Regions from separate parts of the Homo sapiens genome. Here region 1 is linked to region 2. The links are chromatin contacts, found by Hi-C or POLR2A ChIA-PET in ENCODE. All regions are on one chromosome and are shown on one strand. Each heading gives the region's core, a stretch centred on a gene start or an enhancer-like site at or near the end of the contact. The rest is flanking DNA. Distances are from core to core; before and after follow the strand shown. Region 1 has its middle 77 kb from the start of C16orf95. Region 2 has its middle 110 kb from the start of C16orf95.

Evidence for each region. Hi-C counts contacts between places; a loop is a spot of excess contacts on that map. ChIA-PET counts read pairs that join two places held with the same protein, here RNA polymerase II (POLR2A). Pooled maps may share reads with other maps.
Region 1: a map of PC-3 shows a loop between it and region 2 (2.3-fold over the local background). The contact joins two enhancer-like sites. A Hi-C loop is called at or near these places in 3 of 168 maps with a recorded cell type or tissue (MCF 10A, PC-3 and PC-9) and 6 of 50 pooled maps. POLR2A ChIA-PET finds 5 or more read pairs at or near these places in 8 of 52 experiments (BJ, GM12878, HepG2 and 5 more).

The regions. Positions count from the first base shown.
Region 1 is chr16:87,237,210-87,243,123 of GRCh38, forward strand. No RefSeq gene overlaps it. Among named protein-coding and RNA genes, the nearest start is that of C16orf95, 77 kb to the right of the region's middle. RefSeq lists enhancers at 1-94, 5,038-5,539. Within about 2 kb of position 3,747, at least 2 of the 41 ENCODE cell types and tissues checked have a DNase peak (open chromatin) inside an H3K27ac peak, as active enhancers do; they include PC-3 and PC-9, where a contact is called at or near this core.
Region 2 is chr16:87,202,522-87,208,967 of GRCh38, forward strand. No RefSeq gene overlaps it. Among named protein-coding and RNA genes, the nearest start is that of C16orf95, 110 kb to the right of the region's middle. Within about 2 kb of position 4,695, at least 8 of the 41 ENCODE cell types and tissues checked have a DNase peak (open chromatin) inside an H3K27ac peak, as active enhancers do; they include PC-3 and PC-9, where a contact is called at or near this core.

The sequences.
Region 1 (5,914 bases), core at 2,497-4,996, 34 kb after region 2:
TCCAGCTGCACCCGGGCAGGGGAGGGACCCCCAGGGGCTGGCCAGGCAGGTGCTGGGACTCTGGATCTAGCACTCTGAAGGAAGTGGGCGGGTGGGGGGGCTTCCAAAGGCTGTTTGAGAAGCCTGTCTCTTGGCAGGAGAGGTGGAGGCACTGGTGTCCAGTTATTCCTCCCTTGAGGGAAGCCCCTCTTCTTGGAAGGGAGGCACCTAACTTGAAAGACACTGACAGAAATGAGCATGAGTTTTGTGTGGGTAGCGATGCAAACGAACCTGGTTGGGAGAAAAAACAACCCCAGAGGTTATTGTTTTTTGTTTTTGTTTTTGTTTTTGTTTTGAGATGGAGTCTTGTTCTTGTTACCCAGGCTGGAATGCAGTGGTGCGATCTCTGCTCATTGCAACCTCCGCCTCCCTGGTTCAAGTGATTCTCCTGCCTCGGCCTCCTGTGTAGCTGGGATTACAGGCACCCGCCACCACGCCCGGCTAATTTTTGTATTTTTAGTAGAGACAGGGTTTCACCATGTTGGCCAGGCTGGTCTTGAACTCCTGACCTCAGGTGATCTGCCTGCCTCAGCCTCCCAAAGTGCTGGGATTACAAGCGTGAGCCACCGTGCCCGGCCAGAGGTTATTGTTTATTGCCCCATATAACATTAACTAGCTTTGTAGCTAATCTTATCACACAGTAATCCAAAAGCCTTTCCCGATGGAATCTATAAACCCCTGTTCCTGAATGCACCTTGCCATCTTACTGTTTCCAGTCCTGCCATCACATCATCTCCCTGACCAATGAGTTAGTCCATCAGTCTCTGGCATGTTTTTATTTTCTAATTGTGTGGAGTCATGGTTTTAATTGTAACACTATACTTTAACAAATATCATCACGGATGGCTTCCTAAGGAAAATCTACATTCAGCTGGGCTGGGACAGACGACTTAGACACCTGAGTAGGGCGGGTATGCCAGGCAGAGGCAGGACTCCAGTCTCCACCAGCAGAGCCACACCCATGCCAGTCATTCCGTTCCACTTGGCTGGTGCTGGTCGTAGTCAGCTTGAATTGCCACAACAAAATACCATGGCTTGGGTGACTTCAACAGGAATTATTTCTCATAGTTCTGGAGACTGTAGAGTCCAAGATCAAGGTGCCAGCAGATTTGGCTCCTGATGAGGGCTTTCTGCCTGACCTGCAGAAAGCTACCTTCTCCCTGTGACCTCCCCAGACAGACAAAGATTAAGTGTTGGTCTTGTCCTTGTGATATAAGGAAACTAATCCCATGATTAGCGTATCTTATAAGGCCCCGCCCTCATAATCTCATCTAAGCCTAATCGCCTCCCAAAGGCCCCAGCTCCTAATACCATCGCACTGGGGTCAGGGCTTCAACGCAGGAACTTGGGGCTCGTAACAGAGCCTGCATCTTGAATGTTACTATTAGGCAGAATAATATTGGATGGAAAGATAGATTCACAGGAATGGATAAGGTGGGTTTTTTTTTTTTTGGTTTTGGTTTTGGTTTTTGTGAGACAAAGTCTCGCTCTGTCACCCAGGCTAGAGTGCAGTGGTGTGATCTCTGCTAACTGCAACCTCCACCTCCCAGGTTCAAGCAATTCTCCTGCCTCAGCCTCCCAAGTACCTGGGATTACAGGCACACACCACCATGCCTGGCTAATTATTTTGTGTTTTTAGTAGAGATGAAGTTTCACCATGTTGGCCAGCCTGGTCTCAAACTACTGACCTCAAGTGATCCGCCTGCCTTGGCTTCCCAAAGTGCTGGGATTGCAGGCAAGAGCACAGTGCCGGGCCTGGATGAGGTGTTTTTAAGGAAAGCCGATGAATTTATCTGGCTTCAATGGGAGAAACCGTATAGTTGGAGATTAGGCTGGAAGAATTTGTGAGGAATAAATAAATTAAAGAACCTCTAAACAGTGGAATATTCTGTATTCCAGAATGAGTAGCTTTGTCTGTGCTGATACAGAGAAAGCTCTAAGATATATTAAATATATTTTATAACTAACAATACTCAGGATCCGTTGTTAACATTTTTTAAAAGTATTGAAAAAAATGGTACAAGTAGAATGATATTATTTATGTATTAAACTATGTAAGTACAGATGTAAACATAAATATGATTTTATACATCAGAAATTTTCTAGAGAGAACAATGGAAAATTGCCCCAAACCTGGCCTGGGAAAGAACTGATGTCATTCACAACTTCCTTCTGGGAAGAAATGGGTGTTTGTATGAAATGCATTAAGTTGATTTTCAGATAAACTTCAAGTCAACCCTCAGTCAAGAATAAATGATTATTAACCAGTTATTCTTTTTTCTTGTGTCCAGGCTGAGATTTCAGAAGTGAGGGAGCCTTTTACTCTTCATTTCATGTGGTTTCATAATCTTTAAGTTTTGCCATTGCCAGTATTATTTTAACAAATGTATTTGAGGATCAAACACATATCACGTCCAGGTTGTGGAGAAGCTTAAATGCCATGCGAAGAATCTGAAATTATCATGCAAGGAGGAGGGGACAATGGAAGGTTTTGAGCCAGCAAATTCCTGAGCAAAAGTGTCATTTTTTACCTGGAACGAGTGACTTCCCTCCCACCCCCCTTGCCTGCCTGTGTTCTCCTAAGCTTCTCCTAAAATGAGGTTTGGAAACTGCGGTTCTTTCAACTGAATACTCAGAATAGATTTAAACAGAAAATGACTGTGAAGAAAAATTATAAAACAGTTTGAAGTGGGCAAAAAAAAGGTTATTGGATATCAATTGGAATGATTTCTCAATTAATATCAATTAATTTTATTAATTTTGTTGATTCGGATAATATTCGATCAAGTATCAAAGGATTCTTCAATCAATTAATTTTATTTATTCCAATGATATCGAATCAAGTATCGGTGGATATTTCAATCAGTTAATTTTATTGATTCCAGTGATATGAATTGGAATGCTGAGAATTGTCTAGCAAGCCCTGCGGGGTCATCTGGTTCTGCAGAGCTGTGCGCTGCTGGAGCAGGCTGGTCAGCCACTCTGGACATTATAGAACACAGAGAGTAACACGCATGAGTCTCACCCCTAGGAATCCAAATTACGTCTGCCCTATGGAGATACAATTAATTCACCCTGTAGAAAACTTGGTTCCAAGCATTACATCTTCAGCCCTAGAGGCATAAACTAGGTGTGTGCCTATTCAGGAATTCATTTTGGTTCTTCCTGATTTCCTCATGCCTGTGCTTCACATCCTTTGAGTCAGCTTTCATGTGTCAATCACTTATAAATGATGTATGTAAAATCTCTTAAATGTGTCCATTTGATACTTGCATAAGAGCCTTGATTTTACCTTTTGAAAGCTGTATAGTTTAGCATGGCCAAACCAGACCAGAAGAAATGAGGCAATAGCTCTGTTCCACAGTTATCGTCTATCGAGAGAGGAATTCAAGATGACCAGAATTTAGGGTCTGACTCATTTATGATCCAGCGTGTCAGGAAGCCGGTACCGGGAAAGACAGATGTGATCTGGAAACAGTTGAGGAGTCAGTTGGGCATGGAGTGGCAGGGGACTGCTCCAGATGTGGCAGAATGGGCTGGGGTGGGGTGAGGATGGAGGAAGAGCTGGGAACGAGAGAAAATCTGATTATCAGATGCACAAATCGCTGACAGACATGTTTCTGTAATTATAGGATTCTAAGCAGGACAGACAAAAATGAAGAGGTGAGGAGCTGGCTGTGGGGAAACTTGTTATTCTTGAATCTGAACAATGACGTGTTTTCTTGAAAGATAATCAGATAAGGAAGCAAAAGAGAGATTTGCTCTGAACTGCGCCCAAGCCCGTGATCGTGCAATATTTACATTAAATTCAAAAGTGAATGAAATGACAGGTCAGCCAACAGGAGAGTAGTTTTTGCCTGTAAAGGCACTCTTCTTACCCGGACAAATGGGCAGGCTGTGTTTTGAAAAATAATAATCCAGGACAGAATGGGGAAGGGGTGAGCTTTTGTGGAAAGATCCAGTATCCGTGGATCATTTCAGTGTTTGTGACCTCGAGAAGGAAAAGGAGGGAAGCAGTCTGGGGCGTTTTCCTGGACTTTGGACATGGGCTCTGGATATGGCGTCGGGGGCCAGTGCGCGCAGGGCTGGCCGGGGGACAGACATCCACCAGAGCTGGTGTGCTCTTGGCTCTGTTCCCGCTGGACCTCCGTGAGATTGAAAGATTTTCCTAGAGGGACAAGGGACTGAATCTTCTCCAGCTCTGCACCTCCTTTGAAGACATCAGAATAATGCTTCAGACTCAAACTCCCTGATTTTTCTTGTAAACAATGCAACCCAATTCGTTTAAAACTCTTATACGAGGAACAGAAGTTGTGTAGCATTGTGGTTAAACAAGGAGAGCTTGAAATCAGGGATCACATTCTTGCAACCTCTGCCTGTTGACATTGGGTTGGCTCAACTTTCCAAACCTTTGGTCTCTCATCTGGAAAGGGAGTGAACATCTCCCAGCATCGGGGCCAGTGAGTGGGCTGCGTGCTACCAGGCTTACCTGGAGCTCTCACTCGATGGCACTTACTCCAACACTATGGTGATCTTGATTGGTAGTAACGGTATTAAGGCAAAATGCAAAAGTTCAATCTGATTGTTGCACCAGGATAGTAGGAGATTATTGATAATTATTTCTTCAAATCTGTCTTGAATTTTATTGCTTTGCTGTCTTTTCAGTTGTAAAATAAAATAAAACTTGGATTCAACAGGAAGGGTAGGAATAATGATTTCTAGAACATTAAAATAATAGCACATAATACTTACTACATGCCGGCCATGGCTCCATTCACCTCTCACAATAAATCTACGTGGCAGGGGCTCTCATGATCCCCATTTCACAGAAGGGGAAGCCACAACCCAGAAGGACAAATGAACCTGCCAGGAGGAGACGGTGAGCAATTGGAACAAATGCCCAAGGGTCTGGCGCCGGGAATGGAAGGTCCCTTTGGTAAAGTACACATCAGTAAATAGAGACAGGGTAGATGGAACACTACACAGATGGAGACCTCTGGGTCACGAACAGGCCCTTCTGCACACCAGGTCTGAATGACTGCCTCTGAGCTGATTTAGACCCCCCACACTCCACAAAGATACCCAAGAGGCCTCTGGTTCCTGCACCTCCCAACTTGCCTTAAGACCAAATCTGTTCTGGTGGCCAGAAACCAACTCCCTCTCCCGTGGCACAGAAGAACTTCCAGCTTCCTTTATTAAGAAAGATTAAATGTCTTGTGAATATAGCAGTGCCCTGGCTGAGCTAGCGATGTGTCCACTGTGGACGCAGTGAAAGACAGATTTCACCCTGGACAGACAGCTTGTCTCCTGCCCAGGGACAGTCCGAGCCAGCCACCAGGCAGGGGACCAATTAATTCATGAAGTCAGCTTGCGAGGCCCTCGCTAGCGAAGGCAGAAACTGTGCACATGGTTTTCCATTTATTCAGGAGGCAGCGGCAATGCCCAACAAGACAAACCAGCCGATTTGGTTGAGGTTGCCATCAATAGTGAGTGCCCCAGGTGCTGTCCAGGCAATGCTCACAGCCTCACAGGCTCCTGCCCCACTGGGGGCTTGGGAAGAGTTCAGCAGCGTCTGGAGGTCTGTGCATGAAGACATCCCCACAAGGCTGTGTTTGGGCACAAAAACTACACTTCTGTTTTGAGCTTCGGAACGCCTGGGCTCGGCTCAGCCAAGCTAACAGAAAGACCTTTCATTAGGCTCTCAGGAGATATTTCCAAAAAAAAAAAAAAAAAAAAAAGGAAAGGAAAGTAGAGCCTTTCAAAGAAGAAAGTTCAGTGCTCAGCAAAAAAACAGTTTTTTTAGAATAAAAATTTAATCAATTTTTGTGGTTTCAATAAAAGCAAAGGATTTTGTGGTTTTCCCTCAAATTTTTCA
Region 2 (6,446 bases), core at 3,445-5,944:
TCAACACTCTCCACCCTCTTCTCCACCGAATGCAGCTGGGATGTCCGACAAGAATGCATGGAGCAGCTGTGTGAGGACTCTGAACTGTAGACCCAGCAGGCAGACTAGAAAAAAAAATTCAGTTTCACTGAACTAGAGCTGAGTCTCCCATTATTTCCCCCAGTATCCCCAGCCTAGACTCAAAGTGACCTCAAAATGAACACAGGTGCCAGGGTCAGAGAAAGAGCGCTTCAGGAGAGGGAAGGGGGACAATGAGGCAAATCTCAGTTTTCTTTTTATTTTCTTCTGTTCTGTTGCACCCCAGTTCTCCAACAATTCCGTGGCTTTACTAATGACAGTGACTACTGCATGGCCCATGGGCTCCTGAAACTCAGAGTGGGCAGAACCTTCCTCTCTGATAAGAAAAATCTGTGTTTCCACGAGATCAGAGTGGACCCCAGGTGTGTGTTCTCTCTCTCTCTCTCTCTCTCTCCCCCTCCCCCTCCCCCTCCCCCTCCCCCCCCCCCTCTCTCTCTCTCTCTCTCTCTCTCTCTCTCTCTCTCTGCTCCCACCTCCTAGTCCCGGACTTGGCCACAGTTATGAGAAGTATGTGGCAAAACAGAATAACTGACAGCTCAGCTTTCTGACTGCACAACCCCAAAAGGAAGCCCCAGGGAGCCTGAAAAATGCCAGGGAGATTGCAGAGAGGGCAGAGATCAGGAAAGAGACAGTTTAAAGTTGTTCATGAATCCTGGGCTCACCCTTAAACTGCACAGGCACGCATTTGACCCTACACAGCAGACCCAAGACATTGAGAACGGAACTCGAGGATAAACCGTCGCCAGGCCCAGGCCTGGCCACTGGGTGGCGCACGCACAGGACAGCTCTGAAGAGCACTGCCCTGCTTTGACGACTGAGTGGCCACTGGGAGCACAGCTCGCAGAGGCTGCTCGGAACCTGTTGCCTGAATCCAACCACCTTGATTGACCACTGAAACCAAACTATCAGCATCCTCCATGGCATTTAAACAAGACCTAGAGCCTCCTAATATAGGATGCAAAATTCCAGGATACAGACCAAAATTACTCAGCATATGAAAATACAGGAAAATCTTAACTTGTACAAGTAAAGATAAGGAACAAATCCCAACAGCAAGATGACACCAGTGTTACAATGATCAGAAAAAGCCAGGCATGGTGGCTCCCGCCTGTAATCCCAGCACTTTGGGAGGCCGAGGTGGGCAGATCACTTGAGGTCAGGAGTATGAGACCAGCCTGGCCAATATGGTGAAACTCTGTCTCTACTAGAAATACAAAAATTAGACAGACATGGTGGCAGGCACCTGTAATCCCAGCTACTCGGGAGGCTGAGGCAGAAGAATAGTTTGAACCCAGGAAGCGGAGGTTGCAGTGAGCCGAGATCACACCACTGCACTCCAGCCTGGGCAACAGAGTGAGACTACGTCTCGAAAAAACAAAAATAAAAATAAAATAATAAAATAATAATAATAATAATAATAATAATAAGGAAGTATCAGAAAAGTCTTCGAAGCAGTTATTATAGAAATACTCCAAGAAGCAAGAGCAAACACTGGTAAAGCAAATGGAAAGATAGAAAGTGTAAGTAAAGAAAGAGAAGATATACAGAAAAACCAAACTGAACTGTTAGAACTAAACAATATGATAATCAAAATTTTAAAAGTCACCAGATGGGCTCAATAACAAAATCAAGATAACAGAGCAATGAGTCATTAAATGTGAGGATAAATTAATAGAAATCGTCCAACCTGAATAACAAAGGGAAAAAGAAGCAAAATTTTAAAACCAGAAAAAAAACAAATGAACAGAGACTGAAGCACCTGTACCAGACGCCTGACGTCCACATCACAGGAATTCTAGATGGAGAAAAAAGAGAATGCAGGGTAGAAAAACATCAGAGGAAAGAAATGTCTCGAATTTGTCAAAAAGCAAAACCTCCAAATTCAAAAAGTTCAGTGAATCCCATAAAAGGGTATACTCAAAGAAACCCATGCCTAGACACATCAGAGTCAAAATGCTGAAAGCAAAGACCAAGAAACAATCCTGAAAGCAGCCAAAGAAAAACAATGTAACAGGAAAATAATGAAGCAAAAATTGATAGGACCAAAAGAAGAAACAGACAAATGATCAATTATAGTTGGAGACTTCAATCTTATTCTCTAGGTAATTCAGAGAACAAATAGGAAGTCAGCAAAGATAAAAATGAACAGAATGGCCCCATCAAGCAACTGGATGTCATTTACATTTACACCACACCAACAACAGCAAAAAAGGAAGAAAAAGAAAAACCTTCTCTTTGAGTACACATAGAACATTCACAAAGGCTGGGCATGGTAGCCCACACCTGTAATTCCAATACTTTTTTTCTTTTGAGACAAAGGCGATAAGGTCTTGTTCTGTCACTCAGGCTGGAGTGCAGTGGCGCAATCTCGGCTCACTGCAGCCTCGACCTCTGGGCTGAAGCAATCATCCTGCCTCAGCCTCCCAAGTAGCTGGGACTACAAGCACACACCAACACATTTGGCTAGTTTTTAAATGTTTTGTAGAGATAGGGGCCTCAGGATTACAGGTGTGAATTACCACACCCAGCCTAATCTCAGTACTTTAGGAGGCCAAGGCAGGAGGATCACTTGAGGCCAGGAGTTTGAGACCAGCCTGGGCAATATAGTGAGATCCTGTCTCTACAAAAAATTTAAAAGTTAGCCAGGTGTGGTAGTGCTTGCTTGTGGTCCCAGCTACTCAGGGGGCTGAAGCAGGAGGGTAGCTTAAGCCCAGGAGATTGAGGCTGCAGTGAGCTATGATCGCACCACTGCACTCCAGCCTGGGCAACAGAGCAAGACCTTATCTCTAAAAAACAAACAAACAAACAAACAAAATTACAAAGCTGTTTTTCTAGTTCATAACACAAAACCTCAACTAATTAAAAAAAATTAAAGTAATTTAAGAGAATTACAGTTGTAATAATACAAAGTATGGTCTCTGATAATAATGAAATTAAAACAGAAGTCAGTTACAGAAAAATAACAAAAAAATTTCCAAAACCTTGGAAACTAAACAAAACACTTCTAAATTATTCATGGGTCAAACAGAAACTCTGGAGGGAAGTTAGAAAATATTTTTAATTGAATGAGGGTGAAACTACAAGATATAAAATTTGTGGAATTCAGCTAAAGCAAGTGCTGGCAGACAAATTTATATCATCAAATGCTTACATTAGAAAAGAAGAAAGGACTTAGCCTGATCATCTGAGCTTCCACCTTCAGAAATTATAAATAGCAGAAATTATAAATAGCAGAGCAAAATCAGCCAGTCGAGCCAAAGGAAATCAATAAGAAAAGCAGAAACCGATGAGATTGAAAAGAGAAAAATAATAGAGAAAAATCAATGAAACAAAAAGCTGACTCAAAATAATTAATAAAATTCTAGCAAGAGTGGCAAGGAAAAATAGAAGCATATATTATCAGTATTAGAAATTCAAGAAAGTATTCAATGAGACCCTCAGACACTAAAGGGGTAATAAGGGAATACTACTGTGCTAGTCCATTCTTGCATTGCTATGAAAGAAATATGTGAGACTGGGTAATTTATAAAGAAAAGAAGTTTAGGCCAGGTGCAGTGGCTCACACCTGTAATCCCAACACTTTGGGAGGCTGAGACGGGAGGACTGCCTGAGCTCAAGAGTTCAAGACCAGCCTGGCCAACACGGTGAAACCCCGTCTCTATTAAAAATACAAAAATTAGCCAGGCATGGTGGCGGGCACCTGTAGTCCCAGCTACTCAGGAGGCTGAGGCAGGAGAATCACTTGAGCCCGGGAAGCGGAGGTTGCAGTGAGCCGAGCTTGCACCGCTGCACTCTAGCCTGGGTGACAGAGCAAGACTCTGACTCAAAAAAAAAAAAAAAAAAAAAAAAAGTTGCCCAGGAAGGAGGTGGGGGGGAGAGTGAGAGAGAAGACAAAAGGGCACCAGGACACTTTGGAGGTGATGGCATGTTCACTGTCTGAACGGCTGTGATGGCTTCATAGGTGACTACATATGTCAAAGCACCAAACTGTATGATCTAAATATGTGCAGTTCATTATATGTCCATTATATGCAAAGACGTTTTTAAAAACTCAACAGGAAGAAAAATAACCCAATTCAAAATGGACAAGAGACTTTAACAGCTGCTTCATCAAGGAAGATACATGGATGATGAGTAAGAACATAAGAAGTCTCCCTCATTAGACGTCAGGGAATTGCAAATTAAGACCATGATGACACCCCATCGCACACTCACTAAAACAGTTAAAACGAAAAATGCAACAATGCCAAGTGCCAGTGAAGAAAGGAAGAAACAGGAACAGTCATATGCTGCTCACAGTGTAAAATGGTGCAGCCACATTAGAAAAGTTTGGCAGTTTTTTTTAAAGTTAAATATATACCTACCATAGGACCCGGCAATCTCGCTCCGAGGTATTTACCCAAGAGAAATAAAGACAAATGTTCACACACAAACCTGCACACAAATGTTTGTAGCAGCTTTATTCGAAATCACCCCACACTGGAAGGAACCCAAATGTCCTTCAACTGGTGAATGGATAAACAGAATGTCGTACGTCCAAACAATGAAATATTACTCAGAAAGAGAAGAAGGATGAATCAGTGTGAATTACACACAATGACCTGGCTGGATCAGAGGCCTTACGCTGAGTGGAAGAAGTGAGGCTCAAAAGGTTCCATACCCTTAGGGTTCCATTCATAAGGCATTCTGGAAGAGACAAAATTCTTGTGATGAAGAACTGATTAGTGGGCGCCAAGAGTGAGTGATGAGGGGAGGGTGGAACTTCACAGGGATGGCCCGAGGGAGTTTTTGGAGTGATGAAACCGCTTTGCGTCCTGACTGTGATGAGGGCTGCACAAATCTACACATGTGTTAACATGTACAACAAAAAGAAAGTCAATGTTCCTGTCATTTTTAAAACAAACAAAACAAAGTAAGCAGAAGAGAGTGATTAGCATCACAGCTCCCCGGCCCCCCGGCCCTCACCTTAAACCCAGTGCTGATGAACAGAAATGTCCCCCAAACCATGGGAGTCAGGCCCAGCAGATTGTAAAATGACTCTGCTGCACTGGCTGATGTCTGGGGAAAGGGGAGAGCTCCTCCCCTTGCAAACTGGAGAAAATTCGCATATTGGCTGGAAGTTGCATAACTATAATTCTCTTGCTCAGACAATTGGATCCTGAACCTCCAAATGAGGTAATAATTATACAGCCTGAGGAATCTGAACAGCATGGAGGAGAAACGCCAGCAAAAGCCAGCAGAGGAGAAGTTCTAACGGGACTGGGAAACGTGAGCCTGACCAGAGGTCTTGCGGCTGCTTTGTTTCTGAAGACTGCAAGTTCTCGGCCAGGGCACTGTTGAACCCTGCGGTGGTGGGGGTAGGGGTGGATGTCTGCTGCAAAGGGCAGACATTATAGATAAAATTCCACATTGTTTCTACCAGGCACCTCTGCCATCACCAGATGGTTCTTGACCCTGCAGAGCTGCCACACTCGTGGCAGGACAGTTTGCCCTCCTGGGCTCAGGGCCTAGATGCAGCAGCTCCTCCAGTCACTATGACAACCAAAACCATCCTGTGCATTTCCAAACAGCCCTTGGGTGGTACCACCCCCAATTAGTGACTGCTCAAGAGGTCAGGAAAAGAGAGTGACGCTTAAGTCAGAAGCAACTGCTTCCTCCACCCTGATGTGGAAGGGCGTCACCAAAGTCCTGGGGGACACTGTGAATGTACTAAATCCACCAAATTGAGTGCTTTAAAATGGCTAATTTTGTACACTTATATGAATGTCGCCTCAATTTTTAAAATACCTCCTCAGCAATTACATTTAGGAAACACCAACAAGGACAGAGAAAGACACAAACCAGGGGTCCCATCCTGCATGCTAGAAGGATGCATAAGCCCTGCAGGAACTTACATCCCCCAGCAAAAAGAGAAGGAGAAAGGGTGCAGAAAAAAAACTGACCCCCACCCAAAAAAGACACAGAATTTTCAACCAGATATGACTGAAGTCCTTGGAACAGAAAGATTTGGTCTCACAGCTCTGAGTGAAAATGGAACCTCAAGAGTTCAGTTTAATTATTTACCATTAAGGAAAAACACATTTGTGCACACCTGACTTAGAAACTGTGAGTCAAGGTGAAAGGCTCAGAGCAGATTGAATTTTGTTATAGGGATATAAAGAAATGTGACATTTTTTGTCAGTTAGAATGGTGATCATTAAAAAGTCAGGAAACAACAGATGCTGGAGAGGATGTGGAGAAATAGGAACGCTTTTACACTGTTGGTGGGAGTGTAAATTAGTTCAACCATTGTGGAAGACAGTGTGGTGATTCCTCAAGGATCTAGAACTAGAAATACCATTTGACCCAGCAATCCCATTACTGGGTAT